3 separate regions of the Homo sapiens genome follow, and regions 2 and 3 are each linked to region 1. A link is an interaction called in ENCODE POLR2A ChIA-PET data of the cell type or tissue named here. Cell type or tissue: MCF 10A. All regions are shown on one strand. Region 1 overlaps SIK3 (SIK family kinase 3). Region 2 overlaps SIK3 (SIK family kinase 3). Region 3 overlaps SIK3 (SIK family kinase 3).

Region 1 (5,000 bases):
TTATATAAAAATATTTACCCATTTTTTTCAACTACTTTTATGGTTTTGTTTTTAAATGTAAATCTTTGCTTCATGTGAAATGCATTTTGATATAAACCAAATGAGATAGGGGATGAGTTGTAGAATTTATTAGAGTTGTAAATTTACATTTATTTTTGTGATTATTAATGGCTTATTCCTACTTGACTGTAAGTCTCATGAGGGCAATGTATTGTGTTGTTTTGTTTTTCCCTTGCTCTTATTTTCAGTGTCTAGCACAATGCTTGCCTTGTAATACACCCTCCATTTATTGAATAAATGAGTCTAGGTTTTTCTCCAGGTCTCTAGCTTCTCCTGACACAATTAATTGCATAATTGCTCTTTTCCTTCTTGATTTAAAAAGCAACACTATCATTTACAAAACTCCAATAGATACTTAGGTACATTTCTGAATTCTAATCCATTGAGTGTGCTGTCTTTTCTTGCTTTGATACTGTACAGCTTTAATTATGATAGCTTTATACAACTTAAAGTATATTTGGGAGGCCAGCTTTAAGCACTCTTAAATATATTATACCACAGTTTGGGAAGCTCTATAATCTCCTTTATTAAACTTTTTGCTATACCTTTGGAAACATTCATTTAACTTAACAATTAAACACTTAATCCATTCTGAAAGTCAGCCTGCAAAGCAGAAATGATTTTTGGGGTGTTATTTGGTGTAAAGAGTTTTTTTTTTTTTAGGATATCATACTTAATTCTGGCATGACCTCTTTAGTGTCTTTTAAAAAACTCTCATTTTATAACTTTGGGCATTTCTAGAAAAGCAACATTTTTCTCACAGTTTTCTAATGCAAAATACACAGAGGGGTAGGTGGCAGAAAAGGTATCGAGATGATTGTGTTGGCACCCCACTGATGTCGAAGCAGATAGTGGAAAAGACATTACTTAAAAGTGTTTTGCAGATTTCGGGTTAAATTAAAAATATGACAATTTTAATTTAATTTAATTAAAAATATGACAATTCTCAGGCCGGGTGTGGTGGCTCACGCCTATAATCCCAGCACTTTGGGAGGCCAAGGCGGGCGGATTGCCTGAGGTCAGGAGTTTGAGACCAGTCTGGCCAACATGGTGAAACCCCATCTCTACTAAAAATACAAAAAAATTAGCTGGGCCTGTAATCCCAGCTACTTGGGAGGCTGAGGCAGGAGACTTGCTTAACCAGGGAGGTGGAGGTTGCAGTGAGCCAAGATCATGCCACTGCACTACAGCTGGGTGACAAAGCAAGACTCCGTCTCAAAAAAAAAAAAAAAAAAAAGGTGTTATGCAGATTTCAGTTTAGCCACCTTGATCCTCCCACCTTGTGCATGACACGTTACCTTCCTGTGGCATGCAGTATTTGACTGATTCATTGGATGTGACTTGCATTAAGTTCAGATAACATTGCTGAATAATCACTTTCTTATTCTTTAGTGTAGCCTCCTTTCTCTGTAGAACATCAGAAATTCTTAAACTCTGAAATACAGCATTCTCTTGGGATTTTCTGTAATGTCTTTCTCATGTAGGAACCAACTTCAGGGTCTTGTGAGCATCAGAGAAGTTTAAGGTCTAGGGAACTGAGCTAATGGAACAAGGCATGCCTAATGTGATAAAATCCTTGCTTTCTTTGCAATTGAAATTGTTTATTCTAAATAACTGCTAATTTACAAATGTATTTTCACATGATTACCCATTCTGTTCTCAAAGAGCATAATAGGGGTTTTGTGACTTTCAGACTTTCCTGAAAAAGCCTAACCGTGGATTTTAGAATTATTAAGCTAGAAAAATACACACATACACACACAGGTTTGTTTGGGACCCTTAGTCTCCACCCTGGAATTAAGTGACACTGAAAATAACTCTGGAATAAAAGGTTTTTATGTAGCAGAATAGTTGACTTACAGGGGTTCTTCCCTTTGCACATTTTCTCTGGGTAGAAAATGAGCTTGTTTTTCTTTTAGTTGTATTACAATTTTTTTTTTCCTCAATGCTAGTCTTAACTGAGAGATTTTTAGGCAGTTAACTCTCCCAGCACAGCAATAAGCAGCTTATTAGTAGATATTATCTCTTGTTGATTTGTTACCCTTGAGATTTACTGTGCTTGCAAAACACCTGTCTGTATTTGAGCTTTGCTAGGTAGTTGGCTTTTGTGTTTGACTGAAGATTTTTTCCAAAGAAAGCAAATAGCTATTAGGAAAAGAAAGAGTCAGCAAATTTCTGTATGCTTTCATGGAAGAGATTTCCCAATTAGAAAGCTTTTGTAGGCTTAACCTTTTGCCCTAAAGTAACCCAACATTTCATTATGTATTCCATTGAGGTTTTGGAGCTCGGCACCAGAAAGCGAGGACCAAGGTTGAATGTGAAAGGAATATTCAGAGGATGAAGCTCATAGTCAACAAAGTGCTGCTTCATAGGCTAGGTCCAAAAATAACCTGCTTGCCATAGGGAGCAAGAATGGAGGTAGCATTAGCTGCTGTTTTGAGCAGTGTTTCATGTCCTGTCATGTCATTCCAGAATGGTTTTTTGGTTTTGTTTAGAGACAGGGTCTTGCTCTGTTGACCAGGCCAGAGTGCAGTGTGGTGTGATTGTAGCTCACAGTCACCTCAAACTCCTGGGCTCAAGTGATCCTCCCATCTCAGTTTCCTGAATAGCTAGGACTACAGACACACACCATTGCACTTGGCTAGTGGTTTTATTTTTAGTATAGACAGTGTCTCGGTTTGTTGCCTAGGCTGGTCTCAAACTCCTGGCCTGAAGCAGTTATCCTACCTTGGCCTTCCAAAGCACTGGAATTATAGGCATGAGCAGCCACACCTGGTCTCATTCCAGAATAATTAAAATTATGTTTAAGGCAGCCGGGTGCAGTGGCTCATGCCTGTAATCTCAGTACTTTGGGAGGCCGAGGCGGGTGGATCATGAGGTCAGGAGTTCAAGACCAGCCTGGCCAATATGGTGAAACCCCGTCTCTACTAAAAATACAAAATAAAAATACAAAAATTAGCCGGGTATGGTAATTAGCGGGTGCCTGTAATCCCAGCTACTTGGGAGTCTGAGGCAGAGAATTGCTTGAACCCGGGAGGTGGAGGTTGCAGTGAGCCAAGATCGCGCCACTGCACTGCAGCCTGGGTGACAGAGTGAGACTCCATCTCGAAAAAAAAAAAATTGTGTTTAAGGCAATATCATTTAAAATTTTATTTTGGGAGAATGTTGCCTTGGTAAATTGGTAAATAACAGTTGTTCTGAAAGGTTTCGGAAGAATGCCTTTCTGCTAAATTGAAGAAATTAACATAATTTACTCTTCTGTAAATAGGGGGATGGTCTGCATTGTGCTCATTTAATCATTGGAGTTCAAATTAATGATTTGCTGGGGTCCTGTGGTGAATCTTGAGTGATTAAGAGGGAGAACTCAGTCCTTGGTTCAGAAAAGTTAGCATTGGAATGGATCCTCAACAGGCCCTGAAGGTAGGAAGTGTTCTGATTTAGAGAGCTCTTCCAAGGCTTGTGATGGAACCCTGCAACGGTAAGTTTTACGAGTATCAGTAACTGGCCGGGTGCAGTGGCTCACACCTGTAATCCCAGCACTTTGGGAGGCTGTGGTGGGTGGATCACCTAAGATCAGGAGTTGGAGACCAGCCTGGCCAACATGGTGAAACCCCGTCTCTACTAAATATGCAAAAATTAGCCAGCCATGGTGGCAGGCGCCTGTAATCCCAGCTACTAGAGAGGCTGAGGCAGGAGAATTGCTTGAACCCAGGAGGTGGAGGTTGCAGTGAGCCGAGATCGTGCATTGCACTCCAGCCTGGGCAACAAGAGCAAAAAACTGTCTCAAAAAAAAAAAAAAAAAAAAAAAAAAGCCAGGCTTGGTGGCTCACGCCTATAATCCCAGCACTTTGGGAGCCAATGTGGGCAGATCATAAGGTCAGGAGATCGAGACCATCTTGGCTAACACTGTGAAACCCCATCTCTACTAAAAATAAAAAAAAAATTAGCCAGGTGTGGTGGCGGGCACCTGTAGTCCCAGCTCCTTGGGAGGCTGAAGCAGGAGAATGGCGTGAACCTGGGAGGCGGAGCTTGCAGTGAGCCGAGATCGTGCCACTGCACTCCAGCCTGGGCAGCAGAGCTGAGATTCCTCAAAAAAAAAAAAAAAGAAAAAAAAATAATCAATAACATAGAATGTGGATATACATAGCACATAGATACGTATAGCAAGTCAGGAAGTTTGCCTAGAAGGAATAAATTAACTCTTGTTACTTGGTGAGATCATGGAAGGGAATGTAATTTGTTTTAGGTGGTGGTAATTGTGAGTTTGAGGCTGGCCCAGGAAATGAGTTGTCAGATATGCTGTCATCCTCATTAATGGTTCAGCTTATTTCTCAGGTTTATAGTTGTATGAGGAGATGCTATGCCTACCCCATTTAGGGAACTATTAGGTTCAAAATCATAAAAGCTAAAGAAGAGTGAAATACAGTGAAAAGTATCCTGTTCACACATACCCCATGATCATCCAGATTTCCCTTCCCAGGGGCAGTTGATATTATCTGTGTCTTATATGTCTTGAGATAGTTTATGTGTATAGAAGTAAATGTAAATATCTACTACTTATTTCCTCTTTTAACACAAATTATAGTAAATAATATACAATAGTCTGCATCTTACTTTTTTCACTCTCGTATCTAATGTTAAAAAAGCTACGTGGTATTCCAATGAAAGGATGTATTATATATATTTTTTAGATATTTCATTTGAGTTGTTTTTTTTTTTTGTTTTGAGACGGAGTCTCTCTCTGTCACCCAGGCTGGAGTGCAATGGCGCGATCTTGACTCACTGCAACCTCCACCTCCCTGGTTCAAGCAATTTCCCTGCCTCAGTCCCCTCAGTAGCTGGGATTACAGGCTCATGCCACCACACCTGGCTAATTTTTTTTTGTATTTTTAGTAGAGACAGGGTTTCACCATGTTGGCTAGACTGGTCCCAAACTCCTG
Region 2 (5,000 bases), 66 kb after region 1:
TTTTAACTTAGTTTTTCAAAAAAATACACTTCGTTTATTGATAATCCCAGTTTGGTATACAAAGTTTTTTTATGTTTTTTTGAAATGGAGTTTCACTCTTGACGCCCAGGCTAGAGTGCAGTGGCACAGGCTTGGCTCACTGCAACCCCTGCCTCCTGGGTTCAAGTGGGTCCCAGCCTATCTAGGATTATAGGCGTGTGGCACCATGCCCTGGTGATTTTTTGTACTTTTAGTGGAGACGAGGTTTCACCATGTTGGCCAGGCTGGTCTCGAGCTCCTGACCTCAGGTGATTTGCCCACTTTGGCCTCCCAAAGTGGTGGGATTACAGGCGTGAGCCACTGTGCCTGACCTTATACAAAGTTTTAAATAACATGGCCTTCTGACTTTAACTTAGAAACCAAAGAGTGGTAGGAGTAGGGGGAAGGTATTAAATAACAGAAACTATCTTTGGTGATTAAAAAGTTGGGTACCTACTATTCTAATAACTTTTAAGGGCTCTTCTGTAGGTTAGTGTAAAAGTAATTGTGGTTTTTGCCATTAAAAGTAATGGCAAATGGCGGGCGCTTGTAGTCCCAGCTACTCGGGAGGCTGAGGCAGGATAATGGTGTGAACCCGGGAGGCAGAGCTTGCAGTGAGCCGAGATCACGCCGCTGCACTCCAGCCTGGGCAACAGAGCGAGACTCTGTCTCAAAAAAAAAAAAAAAAAAAAGCAGTAATGGCAAAAAAAAAAACCCTAAGAATTTCAATATATTATGAGTCAGTGAAAATATAGTATTTGTTGTTTTGTTTCCCTAAGTGCCCAATTGAGAGATCTGGACAATTACTATTATAGAGATTGTGAGGATGGACAGAGAACCTTTTGTTGACTGAGGTAGTCAAAGAAGGAAGGCTACCAGGGTGAGCTAGGATTGAGCAGTGAGAAGGATTGTTTCTATGTATGGAGAAAAATGGGAAAGAGGGAATTGTGGACAGAGCAGTGTAAGCAAGGATACGGAAATAGCAAAGTACAGGTCATTTTTAGGGACAGAAGATGAATCAGTTTAGCATTAGAAGATGATGAAAAAGTAGTCTGAAGTTAAAGTATGGAAAGCCTTCTTCAAACATAAGGTCAAATACAGCTTTGGAAAAGTTAACAGTTACAAGTATGATGGTGTAATGAAGATTCTAGTTCTTCTGTAAGCCAAGCAGGGGCCATTGGCTTTAGGATGCCCTCTATGCTCCAATATAATGGTGCTGCCTGGCATCATTGAAAACATTAAAAAAACTTTTCTAAAAAGTATTTGAGGACTGGGCATGGTGGCTCATGCCTATAATCCCAACACTTTGGAAGGCTGAGATGAGAGAATTGCTTGAGTCCGGGAATTCGAGACCAGCCTGCAACATAGGGAGACCCTGCCTCTACAAAGAAATAAAAATAATTAGCCAGGTGTGGGGGTACATGCGTGTAGTCCCAGCTACTTGGGAGGCTGGGAGGATCACTTGAGCTTGGGAGATGAAGGCTGCAGTGAGCTGTGATCATGTCATTGCACTCCAGTCAGTGATAGAGTGAGATCCTGTTTCTGAAAATAAAAAGTGTTTAGGGGATAACCAGATTGGGCTTGTATTGATAGCCAGACCGCCAAGCAGGAAACTTTATGTATTTATTTTTTAAGAGTTGGAGTCTCTTTCTCTCTATTGCGTAGGCTGGAGTGCCACAGTCGTTGGGACTACAGGTACTGCCACCATGCCTAATTAAAAAAAATTAAAAGATGGGGTCTTGCTGTGTTGTCCAGGCTGGTCTTGAACTCCTGGTCTCAAGCAGTCCTTCTGCCTCAGCTCCCCAAGCTCCCAAGGGAGTATAGGCGTGAGTCACCATGCCTGGCCAGAAACCTTATTTTGTGGTAGTTGTTCAGCTATACCTTGCAGAATTTTTTATGTGAATCCTCAGTAAATCCCAAACAGCTTCTCTCAGTACTAACACATGGCTGATAAATGGTACTGAATTCTTTGTAAATCTCACCAATCTCAACAGAATTTCTGGTTCGGGGTAAAAAAAAAAATTTCCGTTTAATTTCTGTAGAAAATAACCACTCAGAATCCACTCTCTGTTATGTGTAACAATGGACAGAAATTTTACTGTTGTTGGTACAAAACAATGACTCATCCCAAATCATCTCTTGGAATTAAGAATGTAATCGTAATACACTCATACTCATATGTACGTGCTCAGACAGTCCCTTTCTGCCTTTCTTTTTATTACCCCTTCTCACTCCGCTGTGGTTTAGCTTGACTAATCTATTTGCAGCACATCAGCATCCTTAATGCAGAAAGTTTGCAGCTTCTGTTTACAGGGGGAAAAAAAAAGGAGTGTGGAGATTGCAGATTTCATCTCTTTTTTCTTCTTTTAAAATTTATAATTTCCTTTTTTCAGGAGGAGGGTGATTATTTTCGTTTTTGTTTGAGACAGGGTCTCACGCTGTCCCCCAGGCTGTAGTGCAGTGGCGCAATCTTGGCTCACTGCAACCTCTGCCTCCCATGCTCAAGCGATCCTCCCACGTCAGCCTCCTGAGTAGCTGGGACTACAGGCATGCGCCATCACACCCAGCTGATTTTTGTAGCTTTTGGAGAGACAGGATCTGTCCATGTTGGCCAGGCTGGTCTCGAACTTCAGAGCTCCAGTGACCCAGCCACCTCGGCCTTCCAAAGTGCTGGGATTACAGGTATGAGCCACCGTGCCTGGCCTACATTTTGTCTCTGACATTTCTCAATCTAAAGTATATGTATATGTACATTTATACATATGTTATTTACATATATTTTTTTCTTTAAAAAATTATTTTTTGGTGGACTGAGTCGCTTTAATTAAGACTCAGTCATTTTAATGAAGTGGGGTTATTTACTTTGACCTTCCTCCCCAGGAAATAGCACTTAAATACTTAAAGGAAAAATTAAAGAGGACCAAGGCCATGGTGGCAGGGACTGGGAGCATGGTGGCCATACAGCCTGATAAGCCAGCAGAGAAGAGTCCCACAGTAAACTGACACAACCCTGGTGATGTAGGTGGTTTAGGCACAGAAAAAAGGAAAGTCAGATTTGAGTACCCTCAGCAGGCCTTGTACTGGTCACCCCCAATACCCATGAGAACACAGCATCCTAGTCCTCCCTGGCTTATCGGTGCTCTCCACATGGGGGATACCTGTCACAGCTTTTATTCCAGGACTGGGGAAGTCACACTTTTCTGCCCACCCCACCCATTGTTTTGCAGAGAAGAATCTCTAAAACCTTCATTACTCATGCTGAAAGTGCTATAGGTATTTGGAATGGGAGAATGGGAAAGAGTAAATTCTGAATGCATTGGAGCCTTAATTTGCTGCCCTTTCTTTCCTTCCCTCTCTCATCTTCATGAAGGAGGGCCCATTGTGAATAAGGAAGAGGGGAAGCCTGTCTGGGAGAGGCTTTTTGGGTACTGGGCTTCCCAGGAAGAAGCCACTTCCCACCGTCCCCTTGATGATCATGTGACCCTTTTCTCCATGCAGCCAGAATCAGCTTCTTTGGGGATGAACTGGTAATAGATGTTGTCGTTAGTGTTATTTTTAAATTTTTAGATATTTTTTTCCAGATGCATCTTCAAAATGTAGGCTTTGGAGGTTGATAAGGTTTTGTGGGATTGGTAAGTGTTAATCTAGAAGTTGGGCAGTAAACAAGAATAGTACCTTATCAGCATTAAAACAAAGCATCTGAAAGAAATGTTTTTGAGGAGTAGTTGAATATTTAGTTGGTTAAAAATTTAGACTCAGAAAATTTTCAGGAAGGTGATAAAGATTCACTAATCATTAAGTAGGGAATCTCTTAAAGGTTTTATATTGATTTGATACATTAGAGAATGCTATAATAATAGTGTACTTTGATTGGTGGCCTATAAAGTAATTGTGCCTTTTATGGTATTTATGAATTGGTTATATTTTAAACAATAAATCTTGACTTTTGCGTCAGAGTTTCTCTGTTTTGTTTTTTGTTTTTTTTTTTGAGACCTGCTTTGTCACCCAGGCTGGAGTGCAGCAGTGCTGTCATTGCTAACTGCAGCCTCAACCTCCTGGGCTCAAGTGATACTCCTGCATCAGCTTCCTGAGTAGCTGAGAGCACAGGTGCGTGCCACCATTCCCAGTGCCTCACTTTAGGCTAAGTTTTTCATTTTTTGTAGAGACAGGGTCTTGCTTTGTTGCCCAGGCTGGTCTCGAACTCCTGGGCTCAAGCAATCTTCCCTCCTTGGCCTCCCAAAGTGCTGGGATTACAGGCATGAGCTATCATGCCTGGCCCTGCATCATAGATTTTTTTTTTTTTTTTTTTGAGACAGTGTCTCACTCTGTCGCCCAGGCTGGAGTGCAGTGGTACAATCTCGCTCACTGCAACCTCTGCCTCCTGGGTTCAAGTGATCTCCTGCCTCAGCCCCCCAAGTAGCTGGGATTACAGGCGCACACCACTACACCTGGCTGATTTTTGTACTTTTAGTAGAGATGGGGTTTCGCCATGTTGGTCAGGCTGGTCTTGATCTCCTGACTTCAGGTGATCCACCTGCCTCGGCCTCCCAAAGTGCTGGAATTAGAGGTGTGAGCCACCGCACCTGGCTACATCATAGTTTCTTAAAATCACCAACTGTTATCTATGTTTTCCTATTTTAATTAGTCTAATTTTTAATAATTTATTTCTGGGTTAGTTTCTGTACTTTTGGTAGAATTGCAGACTCACAACAGGCTTCAGGAAAGTAATTTTACCAAATGCAAGGCTATTTGCAATTTAGTTTTCTGATTCAGAAGCCATAACTCTGTGCTGGATTTGATTATTCATTATTTAACCAAACATTTTTCAAATGCCTTCCTTATTTTCTGTCTTAACTGCGTAGAATTAAGCCCATTTCCAAAAGGATTTTGAGGTAATTCTGGAGTTTGAGATTAATATTTTTAAAAAGAAACCAGAGTTCATTTTCTGCAGAGAAAGCTTTTAATCAAATATACATATAGTA
Region 3 (5,000 bases), 92 kb after region 1:
CTCCCCCTGTGTTTTAGTTTGTTGCTGTGCTAGTTTTATTGCATATTTTCTCTCCTAAAAATAGATGGTCTTTATCTAAAGCGTAGTTTTTATAAATATTTGCATCTCAAGTAAATTTTTTCCTACCACATGGATTTCATGTGGTGAGTTCCATGAAAGCAGGTTGTGTTAAGAGGGCATTCTCCTAGTACCTGTTTATTCTTTTCCATACCTCTGCCCCAAGGATCTTGTTTACTGATGTCAGAATACTGGCAGTTTGAGTAGTACTCTTGAAGAGTTATTTTTGTATTTATTTCTGCTGGATTGAAGGAGGTAGATGTTGTACTCATTATCTCTCAGAACATCTATTCAATCCTAACCCCCAAAATATACCTTAGAAACAGGCTCTCTGTGTTTTTTTTTTTTTTTTTAATCTTTTATGAAGACATACAATACACACATTTCTCTTAGATGCTGGCCAGGAATTTGTTTGAACAAATTGAAATGGCAAGTTTTAACCCTAATTTGAATAGAGTTCCAGAAAATGAAGTTAGGGCAGAGGTTGGTGAGGGGTCATATTGGAGTGTCACTGAGCTAGTACCAATTTGTTTGTTTGTTTTGTGGTAAAATGCACATAATATAAAACTTAGCATTGTAACCATTTTTAAGTGTACGGTTCACTAGTGTTAAGTACACTTGTATAGTTGTGCAATCAATCTCCAGGACTCTTTTCATCTTGCAAAACTGAAACTCTGTACCCATTAAGTAACAACTCCTCATTTCCCCTTCCCTCCAGCCTCTGGCACCACCATTCTGCTTTCTGTTTCTATGAGTTTGAGCCAGTATTTGTTTAGCTTTTTCATTTTTGTCTTGAGAACTTGACCTTCTTTATGACAGCTAAATGGATGTTGAACATGAAGAGGAGAGTAATCCAGTAAAACTGGTAGCCACTCTTCATGATCCATGAGTGTTGGTAGTTGCCAACCCCGAAATTAGAGTATCAGTCAGTCTTCTGTAATGCAGTTTGGAAATTGCTATTCCTTGTGTTTGAGGATGATGACAATAGCTAGTGACTAACACTTACTTGGTACTTATTACATGCCTGAGGTTAGAGGAAAGACCTGCTTCTGGGAAGAAAGAGTAAAGGAAAGATTGGGTGCATGACAATGTATAGATACATAAAGGAAGTTCTTGTCTGTTTTCTCTGTTAAGCTCAAAGCTAAGTCATCTGTTGAAAGTTAGGGGGCTCAGGTTGGTTAGGAGGTTTAAATAAAGTGACAGATGTTTGCAATTACCAGGAAATGGGATAGAGACTCATCAGGGAAAGTAGAATAATACTAACAGTATTAGTGGTAATAATAACAACAACAAGAACAGCTAATAATGACTAGTTATCTGTTCTATGCCAGCTACATTTTATGTTGTAATCTTTATAGCAACCTTATTAAAGTAGTTGTTATTACAGGTAAGAGACTAAGTTGCAGAGTTAGGATGCCAGTGTCACTCTGCTGCCCCAAGCCCAGGTGTTCTTTCCTTTTTCTGCACTGTTAATGGCATTGGGAGTGTCTGCCTGACACTACAAACCAGAAGTTTAGAGTATAATTTTTAGAAATTGTTCTTCAGAGAAAGGAGGAAGAGTGGGCTGAAGTAAACGCTATATGTCTAAAATATCACAATTATGTTGACTTTTTTTTGCCACCAGAATGATTGATGCCCTTGATGGGTCATTTCACTAAATAAAGTGAGTTACCACAGCCCAGTAGAAACCCAGATCTGGTTGTGTGACCTTAATAGAGGTATCTGAAATTATAAATTGATTTTCTTCCAATAGCCCGCATCTGAAATAACTGGATTGAGGTTCATGTCAGTAAATTCTTCAATTTCTATGTAGGGAAAAATGAGGACCTTTTTGTTTGTAATTATTCTATTTATTGAACAGTTATTAGTTGTACTTCTAATCTGTACTAGAAGACTATATTACAAAGTGTTTATTTTCCCTAAACAATGGCTTCTCTTGATTCGTGTTCATTATTGCCCTAAATAAATTGAAATTTAGAAAAAGAAAAACCCAGTTTTCTTAGTATCATACATGCAAGCTTAAGTTTTCTTATTTGTTTGTTTTTATTTGACATACATGAAGGTTATTTCCAAAGATACAAATGGAGGCCAAAACAGTTTGACATAAAGCAGACCAAAACAGATTGAATTATACTGTACCTCTACACTGACTAGCATTTTGATGTCTAGATGGATAAGTAAGCATAGTGCTAATTTACAAGCGCAAACTCAACTAGTAAGATTAACTAATTTCTAGGCTGTAATGAATTTATATAAATATTCTTGTTATTCAGATGGGAAACCTCATAACTGTGCTGTAGATTAGACTTGCATTGCCTAAAACTGGAGAATGTAACTTTTTTTGTTTTTTTGACAAACCCACAGCCAGCATCATAGAGAATGTAACTTTGCCTCCCAAATCTGTGTATGTCAGATCACTTATAATTGGAGCTGCACAGTTCCCTCTTCTAGGTTTGACTCTTTAAACTTGGTAACATCTCATTAGGCTAAATGAATTCTCCATGCCCTATTGTCTGTCTTGCTATGTTGCCTAACACTTTGATTTTAACATTAGGAAAACAACTACCAATAAACATGAGATAAAACACAAAATAGATGAATACCACTAGCTTGGTAATATAAACCATTATATAACAGGGATTTGCTGCAGACTCTTTTCACACATAGAAAACTTTTCCAAAAGACATTTTTGAAGTTTCGCTATGAAGAAAGTTTGCCAGTGACTGAAAGAACCTTTTGTAGGTCCCTATTTGGGAGTGCGGTAACTGGTGCTTCTGGACTCTATACACAGAGATCCAAGGCTAGGAAAATATCTCAGGGTAAAGCTATCTAAGTTTTGTATCCAAAAGCTATTAATTTCTTCAGTTATGAGAAGAAACCACAAATTGCGTAATGGCCTTGGTATTTTGTTGGTATGGAGAGAAGGATGATCTCAGAAGACTTGTAGGCCTGTCTTGGGGTGTCTGTGGTGTGTGTGTGTGTTGCTTTTTTTCCAACTTATAAAAAAACTCAACAATCAATCTTAGCCACGTTTTTGAAACCGTAGATATTCTAAGTTAGCAAATCCAAATCAGTACACGAAACAACCATTTTTGCCAGCACCAAATGCATACTTTGCTGAGCTTTCGTATCTGGGCTCCAGAGTTTATTCATAGCAAATTCTGACATCTGCTAAGTTCTATTATGACCCAGAGGGGAGCGAAGTGAAGTAGGATGAAGAATCTGGAAACGCATGCTGCTTATAGGGTAAATTGCATTGAGGAATTTGCATCCATGTAGCCTTTCCCCTTATGGACCACTGTGACGTTTAGTAGGCTGAGCTAAAAGGTCATATTGCTCAAGATGAATAACAATAAATGGTTTGTTCAGTGACTTGTTAAGCCTACTGCCAGTGCCTACTAATAGCCAAAATAGCTATTTCTCTTCTGGGATATATGAGTTTGGCTGTCATCTTTTTGGGAATATGGTAATTTGTAGCCATCACTTTCAGTGTGGTGGGGAGATCTAACATTTAAAAGTTCTTATCCCAGTGGTTTACAGATCCCTTTTCCCCCACAAACCGCTGCTGCTTCTTTTGAACCTTGAATGCTACCATGGTTTAATTTTTTTTTTTTTTTTTTTTTTGAGTCAGGGTCTTGCTCTGTCACCCAGGCTGGAGTGCAGTGGCATGATCATGACTCACTGCAGCCCCAGCCGCCTGGACTCAAGTGCTCCTCCTGCCTCAGCCACCCAAGTAGCTGGGACTACAGGCGTGTGCCACCACACCTGGCTAATTTTTAGATGGGATTTCGCATGTTGCCCAGGCTGGTCAAGCAGTTCTCCCACCTTGGCCTCCCAAAGTGCTGGGATTACAGGTGTGAGCCCTCATGCCCGGCCTTCCTTTGCTTTGCTTTTCTTCAGTTGTGGTTCAGTTCTAGACCATGTTTACAGTAGATACAGGGGCACAGCTCCCAATAGTGTTTAAAACATGTGAAGTATCGGGGCAGAAGTTAGCACCTCTAATAAGTTTAAATTCCCTCGGATTTGCTTTATAGGAAGTATGTTAAGAACATTTTCCAGAGCATTTTCATTCAACTGATATATTTTACATAGCTGCCTTATTAAAATACAGATGTATTCTTGAAATTATTGACCAATTTTTTTTTTTGAGATAGTCTTGCTGTGTCGCCCAGGCTGGAGTGCAGTGGCACAATCTCGGCTCACTGCAACTTCTGCCTCCTGGGTTCAAGCGATTCTCTTGCCTCAGTTTCCCGAGTAGCTGGGATTACAGGCGCCCTCCAACATGCCTGGCTAATTTTTGTATTTTTAGTAGAGATGGGTTTGGCATGTTGTCCAGGCTTGTCTCGAACTCCTGACCTCAAGTGATCCATCCACCTCAGCCTTCCAAAGTGCTGGGATTACAGGTGTGAGCTACCATGCCTGGCCGATCAATTTTTTTTTTTTTTTTTGAGACAGAGTCTCGCTCTGTCGCCCAGGCTGGTGTGCAGTGGCCGAATCTTGGCTCACTGCAAGCTCCGCCTCCCGGGTTTATGCCATTCTCCTGCCTCAGCCTCCCGAGTAGCTGGGACTACAGGTGCCTGCCACCACGCCCGGCTAATTTTTTATATTTCAATTTTTAAGAAATGAAATAAGATGAATGATGAGTAATTCCTTTTTCAGTAATATAGTAGATTAGATATTCAGAGAAATCCCCTCGGGTCAGAAATTTTTTTTTTTTTTTTTTTTTTTTTTGAGACGGAGTCTCGTACCGTCACCCAGGCTGGAGTGCAGTGGTGTGATCTGAGCTCACTGCCACCTCCGCCTCCTGGGTTCAAGCGATTATCCTGCTTCAACCTCCTGAGTAACTGGGACTACAGGTGTGTGCCACCATGCTCAGCTAATTTTTGCATTTTTAATAGAGATGGTTTTCACCATGTTGGCCTTGATGTCTTGACCTTGTGATC

What was found. Peaks named below come from ENCODE experiments on the same cell type or tissue, not always from the same donor. Only the 100,000 strongest peaks of a DNase experiment are listed, where the experiment ranks them.
Region 2: POLR2A ChIA-PET joins it to region 1 with 17 read pairs; 10 of 35 experiments call an interaction of 5 or more read pairs at or near these places.
Region 3: POLR2A ChIA-PET joins it to region 1 with 12 read pairs; 8 of 35 experiments call an interaction of 5 or more read pairs at or near these places.

Annotation. Positions count from the first base shown.
Region 1 is chr11:117,074,712-117,079,711 of GRCh38, reverse strand. All of the region lies in intron 1 of SIK3 (SIK family kinase 3), which reads left to right. It overlaps LOC124902763 (a long non-coding RNA gene), which reads left to right. Exons shown (of 2, transcript XR_007062899.1): 2 at 1-3,319. Among named protein-coding and RNA genes, the nearest start is that of SIK3, 21 kb to the left of the region's middle. In MCF 10A, no CTCF peak of the experiment used is centred here; no DNase peak of the experiment used is centred here.
Region 2 is chr11:117,008,560-117,013,559 of GRCh38, reverse strand. The region is part of intron 1 of SIK3 (SIK family kinase 3); the gene reads left to right. Among named protein-coding and RNA genes, the nearest start is that of SIK3, 87 kb to the left of the region's middle. RefSeq lists an enhancer at 2,069-2,721. In MCF 10A, no CTCF peak of the experiment used is centred here; DNase peaks (open chromatin) are centred at 1,859 and 2,209.
Region 3 is chr11:116,982,732-116,987,731 of GRCh38, reverse strand. All of the region lies in intron 1 of SIK3 (SIK family kinase 3), which reads left to right. Among named protein-coding and RNA genes, the nearest start is that of SIK3, 110 kb to the left of the region's middle. In MCF 10A, no CTCF peak of the experiment used is centred here; DNase peaks (open chromatin) are centred at 751, 991 and 2,951.